3 separate regions of the Mus musculus genome follow, and all the other regions are linked to region 2. The links are chromatin contacts, found by Hi-C or POLR2A ChIA-PET in ENCODE. All regions are on one chromosome and are shown on one strand. The core of a region is the stretch at or near the end of the contact, and the rest is flanking DNA. Distances in the headings are between cores, read along the strand shown. Region 1 holds the start of Tnpo2 (transportin 2 (importin 3, karyopherin beta 2b)). Region 2 holds the start of Man2b1 (mannosidase 2, alpha B1). Region 3 holds the start of Zfp791 (zinc finger protein 791).

Evidence for each region. Hi-C counts contacts between places; a loop is a spot of excess contacts on that map. ChIA-PET counts read pairs that join two places held with the same protein, here RNA polymerase II (POLR2A).
Region 1: POLR2A ChIA-PET joins it to region 2 with 21 read pairs in embryonic stem cell. The contact joins the promoter of Tnpo2 here to the promoter of Man2b1 in region 2. A Hi-C loop is called at or near these places in 5 of 37 maps with a recorded cell type or tissue (adrenal gland, heart, left cerebral cortex and 1 more). POLR2A ChIA-PET finds 5 or more read pairs at or near these places in 5 of 5 experiments (Patski and embryonic stem cell).
Region 3: a loop to region 2 is called in a map of heart, with 2.2 times the contacts of the local background. The contact joins the promoter of Zfp791 here to the promoter of Man2b1 in region 2. A Hi-C loop is called at or near these places in 3 of 37 maps with a recorded cell type or tissue (heart and left cerebral cortex). POLR2A ChIA-PET finds 5 or more read pairs at or near these places in 3 of 5 experiments (all embryonic stem cell).

What each region holds. Positions count from the first base shown.
Region 1 is chr8:85,034,771-85,038,557 of GRCm38, forward strand. Tnpo2 (transportin 2 (importin 3, karyopherin beta 2b)) reads left to right here and starts at 2,123. Exons shown (of 25, transcript NM_001364032.1): 1 at 2,123-2,207; 2 at 3,565-3,719. The coding sequence starts at 3,621.
Region 2 is chr8:85,082,017-85,085,627 of GRCm38, forward strand. Man2b1 (mannosidase 2, alpha B1) reads left to right here and starts at 1,253. Exons shown (of 24, transcript NM_010764.2): 1 at 1,253-1,472; 2 at 2,385-2,487; 3 at 2,625-2,798; 4 at 3,339-3,532. The coding sequence starts at 1,314. Wdr83os (WD repeat domain 83 opposite strand) reads left to right here. Exons shown (of 4, transcript NM_001001493.2): 4 at 1-323.
Region 3 is chr8:85,117,495-85,120,985 of GRCm38, forward strand. It overlaps Zfp791 (zinc finger protein 791), which reads right to left and starts at 2,197. Exons shown (of 4, transcript NM_001357366.1): 1 at 2,141-2,197. The coding sequence starts at 2,143.

The DNA.
Region 1 (3,787 bases), core at 873-3,372, 46 kb before region 2:
AAATTGAGATTTAGATACAGGGCATCTTGGGATTTGTAGTTTCAAGCCTCACCGGAGCGTGAGAAGTAGTGTGAGAAAGCTCTGCGCATGCGTAGGGTGGCTATCCACACGTGTCGTTAAAGGGTTTCTGTTTATATTGAGTCGCTAGTCCGTTGCGGAAGTTTCCCTTGATTTTCTCAACAGAGGCTTGCAATATTTCAATTCTTGCTTTTTCATGACTGAAGGTTGCTGGGACTGATCGTGCCAATGGGGAGTGGGCTAAGTTGTTTTCAAGTTGAGGCATTCCCATAGACCTGTCCCTCACCTGAAGGTCAAAACAAAGAAACCACAGCAAAACCTATCAAAGGCCTCGGTAGTACTTTGGGATTCGAATCATGGTTACTTTAGTAAATATTGGTTTAAGCAGGGCGAGAAGAAAACGAACCTGCAGTCAACTGGGGAGCTGTGCTTAGAGCTACATTTTCAAATAATTTATGATTTGAATCATTATTGCTCAATAAGCTTAAGGTCAGGTAAGCATAATTTGGATGGATCATCTCTAACGGAGCAAATTATGCTATATCCACTGAGATAGAGGTGCGGCTGAAGAGTGAATCCCTTATCGGCGGTAGGACTAGGAGGGGATGGAGACGGGAAGGGGGTAGAAGAAAGCACCAGGGTCTCCAATTCTATAATGGTGTACGGCTGAAAAGGAAAAACTACTGAATTCAAACGGCAGAAGCATTCATGACCTGGCTCTTGCCTAAATTGCTCTGGGCAATCCTCATCTCACTTTTAAGGTAGGTTAAGGGATTAGGTCTTCTGATCGAATTTAGCTGCCTTGTTTTATTTTAGAAGTTATTGCCAGGGGCTGAATAAGATGACTCAGCGATTAAGTGCACTTGTTGCTTTGCTACAGGACCCTGGTTTTGAGTGCCAGCAATCGTATATGGCAGCTCACAACTGTCTTGTAGCTCTAGTTCCAGGAGATTCAACACCTGACTGTCTCGTCAGAAACGTGATGCAGACATAAATGCAGGCAAAACAAACATAAATCCGGTGGCGCATGCCTTGAATCCCAGCACTTGGGAGGCAGAGGCTGGCGGATTCTCAGTTCGAGGACAGCCTGGACTACAGATTGAGTTCCAGGACAGCCAGAGCTACACAGAGAAACCCTGTCACGAAAAACAGAACAAAAAATGGCCACGTGTTATTTTTCAGTCCCATGTAAAAAGTGTTTAAACAGCATTGAACAATAACAGGACAGTTGCTCTAGTAAAATCCAGCACCGCCAGCTGCCTGCCCTGCTCTTTACGTCGGTGTAGTGCTGTTTAGGGGAGCGAAAGAGAAAGTTACATTTTAACCCCCTCCCCCAGTTTCTCTGTGTAGCCTTGGCTGTCCTGGAACCAGTTCCATAGATCAGGGAGTGCTGGGGTTAAAGGGGTGCGCCGCCACTGCCCGGCTTCATTTTAACTTATTTTTGATCAAAGGGTTTTGTGATGTAGCTTTCCTGGCACCAGAGGGGTCTACTGTTGCCTTATTCCCTATCCCTGCCCTCCCTCCCTCCCAATCCAGTTCTGAGGCACGCCGGACTGCGGAACAGTTTAAATTTTAGGGAGTTGTAGTAAGGACACGGTTAGCTGTAGTTGAAGGATTCCTAGGTCCATTACACACCGAAAACACCCATGCACTACTAAATTTCTAGCTCCAGCAAAATCTGCAACTCAGTGGGGCTGGGGCCAGTTAAGAGTACTGTGGGCTCTCGTAGAGGACCCAGGTTTGATTTCAGCATCCACATGGCTCACCACCACCAGCTTCACAGGCATCCAATGCAATCTTCTGATCCCCACGGCACTGCGCGCACATGGTTCAGACAAAAATACCAATATACGTTAAAGAAGAAAGAAGAAAGCTGCAGTAAGGAAAAGGAAACGAGACGCTGGGAGGACCTAATGGCAAGAGAGGCCTAGAGGCGGTACTTATTCTCTCACGTGACTCAACTTGGCCAGGGCCACTCTGTGCCAGATCACGTGTGAGTGCTTCGCTCTCCGATTGGCTTTGGTAGGCCAGTTTGAACGGCGTACGGAAGCCGAAATTGTTCATTTCGGCCGCGTTTAATTTTTTTTTTTTTTTTTTTTTTTTAATTCCCTGCCTCTGGCTCCCTCCTTCCGCGCGAGCCTCTGGAGAAGCTGCAGCACTTAGGCGCCGCCGCTGCCTCCCGGGGCCTGGTAGGTGGGCCTCGCTCGGCCGGGGCCCCTTGGCTTCAGCTCGCCTCGAACCTCCCTGGGTTCTGGGCCTGCGCCGCGCGCCGCCCAGGCGTCGGGGTCGCGCCCGGCTGAGAGGCGGGGTACCGGGTTGGGCCAGCTCTCGAGGCCGGCAGAACGGGCCGGGCGGGGGAGGGGGAGCTGATCTGATCTCAAGGGGTGGGGCCTCGGCGCCCGGGCAGGTTCGGGTGCCACGAGATGCGGGCCAGTGGGGCGGCTGGGGTCGGGCTGGAGGGGCGCTGATTGGGGGAATCGTCGGGGGACGTCGCGTGGATCGGGTGTGTGTGGGGATCTGTTTCGGCGGGGCTTGGTTGGGTCTGATTCGGGGGAGACAGCCTTGAAAGTTGAGAGGGGAAGGTTGTTTAGTCCTAATAGGGAGGGGCGTCAGACTTGAGACCAGAGGGCTTTGCTGAGTCTGGCTGCGAGGCGGTGGTGGGATCCGTTGAGGGTAGCGCACCGGGCGGGTGTTTGTGCGGGACTCTGTAAGGGAAGCTGCAGGGATTGGACGGATGGGGTCTCCGACGTGAAGTGATCGGGGGTGAGGGGGTGGGAGGGGGCTTAGGGGAATTTGATTGGGGGAGCTGCCAGAGGTCCGTCAGCATTAATTCCTGCTGACTGGGGCGGAGGGTAAGAGCTAGAGAAGCTTGGCCAGATCTGATTGGGGGCAGGCAGCGGGCATTGGGGGCTTTGGTCGTGGGTTGGGTGATTCTGACTGGCTCTCATTCAAAGAGACATTGGAAACCTATCGGGTATTGCTTGTATTCTGGTTAAGGAGGGTCACAGGGCCGCGTCTAGGTCAGAAAGGGGGCCATGTGGCGTCTACTGAGCTTGTAGAGCCGGTTTAGAAGAGGGAGCAGGGATGAGCAAGATCTGGGCGCTTAGGGACCTAGAGGAGCTCAGAAATCTAGGAGGCGGCTGGCATCTAGTGGAGCTGGAAGGCTGGATTTTGGGGAAGGGAATCCTCGTGGACTGAGCCTTCACCTGAAAGACCGCTGGGGCGGGGCCCCTCGCCCTGGAGGGAGGCGGAAGCCGTGAGGCCCGTAACCGGGGGCGGCGGTGGCGTGGATCGCTTTGGAAAGAGGGTTCCTCGTTAGGCTCGATGTGGATCCGTCGCGCCCCCGCCGCTGGTCCTGATGGCCCGCTTTTATATTCCCCCCACTCGCACTCCCGAGCCCGCGACTGCGTGGCCGAGGATGGCTTAGCTGGCGGGGACCCCGCACTTGGACAGGCGCGGATTGGAGGCCTCCGCTTCTCGGCGGAGAGCGCTTGCGTCTGCATGCAGCCGCCTCTGCCTCGGGGACTCAACTTGGGTCTCACACAGAACTCCAGCGACCCAGCGCTGATCCAGGCTCCTACCCCTGCAGTTCGCCTTGCGCCATGGACTGGCAGCCAGACGAGCAGGGCCTGCAGCAGGTCTTGCAGCTTCTCAAAGACTCGCAGTCGCCCAACACAGCTACTCAGCGCATTGTGCAGGATGTATCCTTCTTTCCTTCCGGGGCTCACGGAACAGTGCCGATGTCTGCACCTCGTGAAGGCCAGAGAGG
Region 2 (3,611 bases), core at 3-2,502:
ACCTAGGAGGGTTGGATCCTGGACTCAGGCCCACCTTCTCTCTGGCCTAGCCTTTGGCTGCCTCCGCCCTCCCTCAGCTGCTGTCCTAAACTTTCCTGAGTGTGGTCTCTGGGCTCCCAGCTGAATGGAAGGAAGTTGGCTCTTTCTTTGGGGCCCTGCTTCTGCTTTGACAAAGAGATAAACCTGCAGACTTCCCTTTTACCTTCTCCCCCCCCCCCAAACCCGGCCACTGTTATGAGAAACACTGTTCATGTTTCTACGTAGTCACTTGTTTTCTTATTGAAACCAGTTGATATAAAACTTTCCGCTCTGGTTGGCTTGCACTGTTGCTTCTCTTTTGTTCATGGGGTGCTCTGCCCAGTGAAGACTGCCCTGTGCTGGGGCCCCTGTCTGACTTTTTGAAAAAATGAGTTAATGTTAATATTTCACAAGCCTCGGGTCTAGGGTTAGGCATCAGGGTGATTGTTGGCCCTGATAACCTAACCAATCTAGGTTTTGGTTTTCTTGGTGTGTGTGTGTGTGTGTGTGTGTGTGTGTGTGTGTGTGTGTGTGTATGTATTTGCTTATTTATTCTGAAGTGCTATGTATGAAATTCAGGGCTTTATATAGGTTACACAAGTATTCTACAGAGGTATATTTCTGGGTTTTATTTGTGTATCCTTACATGGCCATGGCAGGCCTGGTATTCATATAGTCCTGTCTCAGCCTTCAACATGCTGACATTACAGCTACATATTAATGTACTAAACCCTGGCCCTGAGTTTTCTTATTAGAGCAACAGAGCAATCACTAGACCAGCGGGAGTTGGGAAGGGTTCTCTCTTCCCTACAAGCTCACAGGCAGCTCAGTCCAGCCTGGGATGGGTGCCTCATCTCTGGCATTCCAGTGGCAGTTTGTTTGAAGTCCCAGTCCTACAAGGCAGATCAGAACTGTTTTCGACCCCAGCTTCTATCCACTCTAGGTCCCTCCAGGACACCAACCCTAAAGAGAGTTGGTACCCTAGAATCCCATCTACACTTTCACTCCTTAGGAAACATTGAAGTCCACTGGGAAAGCAGAATCCTTCGCTCACACTCATACAAAAGCATATCAAAAAAATCTTAGTGCTAAGGTCTCCTGCCAAAAGAGCTCTGGGTGGAATGGGGGTGGGGACAGATCCAGTACTTCCCTGTGCTCAGTCTACTGCCACAGGTCCTTGATGACCCAGGCCCTGCCCCCTTCCTCACCGATTGGCGGTTCGGGTTCTGGGGGCGGAGCATTCTCAGGGATTTAGCTAGGGTAGAGAAAGCCACGGAAGCGGCGTCGCCGGAACCATGGGCACCGGACCGCTCACCTCTGGTGTCCGTGCTGGTGGCGGGAACACCGGGTGGCTCTGGATGAGCTCCTGCAACCTAGGTTCGCCAGTCCTGCCTATTTCCTTTCTTTTTTGGCTGTTGCTGGCCGCGCCTGGCGCTCGGGCCGCGGGTTACAAGGTGGGTGAGCTGGGGCCCGCGGGCGGAAATGTATTTGGGCAGAGTTGAACTAGAGGTATGGGTGACACTGATCCATAGGAAACTGCTGTTGATCTGACGGTGTGGGCTAAGAGCATGCATTGGGTTTCTGAAAAGGTCTGGCGTGAGCCTGAAAACAAGGCTGCACGTGATTTTTTTCGCCTCCCTGTGACTCCAAGTGGCCTGTTTGGACTTTGCATGCACTTTACTGTGGTTGTCGGGTGAAGAATGAGCAGCCACATGAACGCAGGACTCTAAGTTTTGCACAGGTTGTGCTTGCATGGTTCCTCTTGTTGGTGACTGCATCCCCCAAAATCCATTTGGCATGGCTCGGCTGGAAAACCTATCTTGCAAATCTGACGACATCACCTGGCGCCCCTTCTTTTCTTTGCAGAGGTTGACTAGGAGATGTGAGCTGGGCTGCCCATTCCTAGCTTCCCTTTCCCCCAGGATTCTCAGCTTCCTGGCTCCTTCCTGTGCAAGTCACTTCTCAGCACTGTGGCACAGTGTCCTAGCCTGACAATTAGGGCTAATATTGCCCCGTATCTCAGCTGTCTGCAAATGCTTAGCTAACCCCGACAAAAGTTATCCTAAAGTATGTGATCTCTGCTCTATGGGGTTTGTGCAAAGTGGGAGTTGCATCTATAGAGTATATGGGCACTATACTCTGTGTGTCCTTCCTGGGACAGATTATAGCTTTTTGACCTCTCTGCATCACTCCAAAGTTAAGGCCTGTGCTTGTACCATCTCCCTGCCTGCGTGTGAAAGTGGAAGTCAAACCTATGGTCTTGAACATGCCAGGCAAGGGTTCTACCGCAGAGCCCCCAACCTGCCTGCCTCTAGAACTATCGGCTACTGACAGGGAATGTGTATGTTGGGGGGGTCTTTGTGCAGACATGTCCCCCAACGAAGCCAGGCATGCTCAATGTGCACCTGCTGCCTCATACACACGATGATGTAGGCTGGCTGAAGACAGTGGACCAATACTATTACGGCAGTGAGTAGAGAGGGGTGAGGGCCTCTGCAATTTTTTTCACAGATTTGGACATTGGGGTGGGAACAGTGAGTTTTCTGGCCTCTGTAGCAATGCATATCTTCTAGTGGACCTTGACTTCCTGAACTTCATGCCCACAGTCCTGAGTGATGTTCAGCACGCATCTGTTCAGTACATCCTAGACTCAGTAGTCTCCTCTCTACTGGAGAAACCCACCCGTCGCTTCATCTATGTGGAAATGGCTTTCTTCTCCCGTTGGTGGAAGCAGCAGACCAGTGCAACCCAGGACGCTGTACGGAACCTGGTGCGCCAGGGTGAGCCTAACCCAAGAAGTGAAAAGAGGAAGCCCAGCCCAGCTTGTACTTCTGCAAACCCGACCTCTCAGATTACTTATTTATCTATTTACTTATGTGTGTGGGGGGGGTGGGGGAGGGGAGTGGGGAGCAGTGTCTTATTATATAGCCAGGCCCTTCCTGGCCTGGAATTTGTTATTAGATTAGATTGGTCTTGAACTTGAGGAAATCCTCCTTCCTCCCTGTTTTCCTAGAGCTAAAACAAAAGGCTTGGACAACCAGGCATCTCTGAGATTTTTATTATATCATCGTGTACACACACTGTACCCATAGTTCTACCCGCTTAGAATCTGTCTTCATATAGAGAACCCTGTCTCACAAGGTCCCATCTCCAGTGGCTCCACAGGGAGGTCAGCCATGCAGATCTGAGCACACTGGTTTGGAAACTCGCCTCTTCTTCAGGCTTCGGTATATAGCATACTAGGGTCTGTTTTCCTAGCCTTGCCCACGGTGGCCCCCGCTTCTAACAGCTACCCTTTTCCCTCTGCCTTATTTGAACAGGGCGCCTGGAGTTTGTCAATGGTGGCTGGGTGATGAACGACGAAGCAGCCACCCACTATGGCGCGATTGTGGACCAGATGACACTTGGGCTACGCTTCCTGCAAGACACATTTGGTAGTGATGGACTTCCCCGTGTGGCCTGGCATATTGACCCTTTCGGCCACTCTCGAGAACAGGCCTCCCTGTTTGCCCAGGTGCCAACCACCCTATTCTCTTTTGGACCTGCCCTTAACCTACTCTGACTCTGCCTTTAGCTACTCAAACCCTGCCCTT
Region 3 (3,491 bases), core at 947-3,446, 36 kb after region 2:
AGTAAATCTAAAAAGTGTTGGTTTTGAGAGAAATGTCAGGTTTGCATTTGTAGACCCAAATGACCAGGAAGCTGAGGCAGCGCAGTCCCACCAGATTTGTTGCCTAGGCAACAAAGATAAGACCTTTCCTCCAGAATATGAACGAGGGCAGGAGAATGTGGCTCAGTGCTATAGCATCTGCAAAAGGCAATGGCTTTGAGCTCCCACACTGAAAAAAAAATAGAGAAAATGTCTTTCTGAGACAAATAAAAATCGAGGCACTTCAGGGAGTTATAACTCAGTAGGGTTGGGTTTGTTGAGAAGTACTTAAAAAGTTGGGCATTGGAGCTGGGCAGTGGTGGTGCCCACCTTTAATCCAAGCACTTGGGAGGCAGAGGCAGGTGGATTTCTGAGTTTGAGTCCAGCCTGGTCTACAGAGTGAGTTCCAGGACAGCCAGGGCTACACAGAAAAACCCTGTCTTGAAAAAAGAGAGAAAAAGAAAAAGAAAGAAAAAAAAAGAAAAGAAGAGCAAAACCAAAAGTTGGGCATTGGGCTGGAGAAATGGCTTAGTGATTAAGAGCACTGACTGCTCTTCCAGAGGTCCTGAGTTCAATTCCCAGCACCCACATGGTGGCTCACATCCATCTGTAATGGGGACTGATGCCTCTTCTGGTGTGTCTGAAGACAGCAACAGTATACTCACATACATAAAACAATCTTAAAAAAAAAAAAAGTTGGGCATGGGGGGGGGGCACACGCCTCTAATCCCAGCACTTGAAAGGTAGAGGCAAGTAGATCTGAGTTCAAGGTCAGCCTGTACTACACAGTGAGTTTCAGAACAGCCAAGGTTATGTAGTAAGGCTGTGTGAGCCAGGTGTGGTAGCCCACACCTTTAATTCCAGCTCTAGGGAGGCAGGGGCAGGCGGAACTGTGAGTCTGGGTCAACCTGGCAGCCTGGTTTATTAAGAGTCCAGGACAGCCAGAAACCCTGTCTCAGAAAAAAACAAAAACAAAAACAAACTCACACACACACACACACACACACACACACACACACACACACACACACACACACACACACAGAGAGAGAGAGAGAGAGAGAGAGAGAGAGAGAGAGAGAGAGAGAGAGAGAGAGAGAGAGAGAGCGCCAGAGAGAGCGCACCCCTGCAGGTAAGAAGAAGGTATCAGAGGCCAGAAGGAGGTATCATATCCCCTGGAACTCTGGAGTTACTGGTTAGCTACTGGAACTGAACCCAAGACTTCTGTAAGGGCAGAGTGCTCTCAGCCTAGCCACTGAACCATCTCTCTAGCCTTTCTTTCTTGGAGACAGGGTCTCACATTGGCCTGGAATTTATTATGTAGCCTAAGGTAGAATCAAACTTGAAGTGATCTCTCTGCTTCGGCTTCCTGCCAGGATTATAGGCCTGGCGAGCCAGGGTTTTGCTTGCTCTCTCTCTCTCTCTCTCTCTCTCTCTCTCTCTCTCTCTCTCTCTCTTTCTCTCTCTCTGGACTTATTTTATTTCAGGTGCATGAATGCTGCATATATGTATTTGTACCACCTCTGTGCCTTGTGCCCAAGGTGGTCAGAAGTGTAGAGTCTCTTATATCTGGAGCTAAGGTTGGTTGCGAACCACCATATGGGTGCTGGGAACAGAAGCCCTTTCCTTGAGAGCCTCAAGTACTCTTAACCGCTGAGCCATCTCTTCAGCCCCAACGAGGGTTACAGTATCTAAACACTGCGCTTGTGAATGCACCACTTAGGCCACTCAGAGATCACTAAGTTCTGTTCTAAACCGGAGTGGGAAGAAGCTGAGGTTTAGAAATTAGCGAAGGCTGTGGAAATTTAGAGATTTACTTCTAGCCCTAGAAAGACTAGACTAGAGGGCAAGGCCTCAAGTCGGTGGCTGTGTCCAACACCTTCATAAGACCGAGTGGTACCAGTGACCCTGGGGCGAGCGGAGGCCCTGGCCGCACAAGCGTAGCTCTTCCAGTGCCCAAATCCGGTCACAGACCTGCAGGACTCGGGAGTCCCGCGCCCGAAACACCGCTCCTGCGCTCCTGCGGGGCTGGCCACTGCTCGGCCGGATAGAATCAACAGCCCTCCCCCTTTCTCCTTCCCTCCCCTATCCCCTTGGGTGGGTGGGGGGCAGCCGCACTCACCATGGCAGGCCTTCACCGATCAATGCTTCTCCTTGTCTCAAGGAAATCACACTTGTCTGTCACTTAGTCTGAACAGATTTATACAATGTCCCGCGCATGTGCATAACATGGCCACGCCCACTCCCCGCCTTAAGGGAGTCACCTTTCCTGATTGACCAGGTAGCCGAGGGCTTAAGCTGGGGCTTCTGCGTTTAAGTTGTTCTGGTGAGACCCGGACGTCTTTCTGCAGCCGCTTCTGAATAAGGGAATGCAAATATTCTCGGTTTCCAGATGGTGCGACATCTAGCGTTATCCGGAGTAGTTTATAGTGTTTACAAGAGGAAGAAAGCCTTCCAGGGATGGAGGCTATTCCTGAAATCATGGTTGTTTGCCATAGACACTTTGTTTTTTAAGGCAGGGTTTCTCTGCGTAGCCCTGACTGTCCTGAAACTCGCTCTGTAGACCAGGCTAGACTCTAACAGAAATTTATCTGTCTGCCCGTGCCTCCTGAGTGCAGGATTAAAGGCCATTGCCACTGCTTGGCCTGCAGACACTTTTTTTTTTTTAAAGATTTATTTATTTATTTATTTATTTATTTATTTATTTATTTATTTATTTATTTATTTATTTATTATGTGTAAGTACACTGTAGCTATCTTCAGACACTTCAGAAGAGGGCGTCAGATCTCATTACCGGTGGTTGTGAGCCACCATGTGGTTGCTGGGATTTGAACTCAGGACCTTTGGAAGAGCAGTTGGTGCTCTTAACCACTGAACCATCTCTCCAGCCCGACACTCTTTTAAAGGAACCCTGCAGCCGGGAACGGCAATGCACTTTGCAATCCCAGAGATTGGGAGCTGAAGCATGATCAGGAATTCAGGCATCTGTAATTTGTTCAAGGCCAGCCTGGGCTGCATGAGACCCTGTATAAAAATAAAGTGAACTTGAGGGTATAGTTCAGTGCTTAACCATTGTGAAACCATCCATCCCCACAAACAAACAAAAAAGTCTCCCTGGTACATATGGTCAGGATTTGCTTCATAGTTTCCCCATCTTCACAGATCCAGGTTTTAAAAAGGAACCCCCCTACTCTGGTCTGACATTTGAATTGGACAACCTCAGAATGAGTGTAGCTTTCTTTCTCTGTTTCTCTGCTATGTAACAAGGGCTGGTACTGTAGCTCAGGCTACCCTAGAACCCAGGACCCTTCTGCCTCAGGCTCCCTAGTATTGTAATTACAGATATTTGTTGTTTTTAACAAAATCTCAATTGTTTGATTTTACCAATGAAGACACAGAAGCCAGATGCCTGGATGAAAGCCTGCTGGCTCAGGGAGGCAGAGAAAGCACCCAGCTGATTTTCATCCTCAGC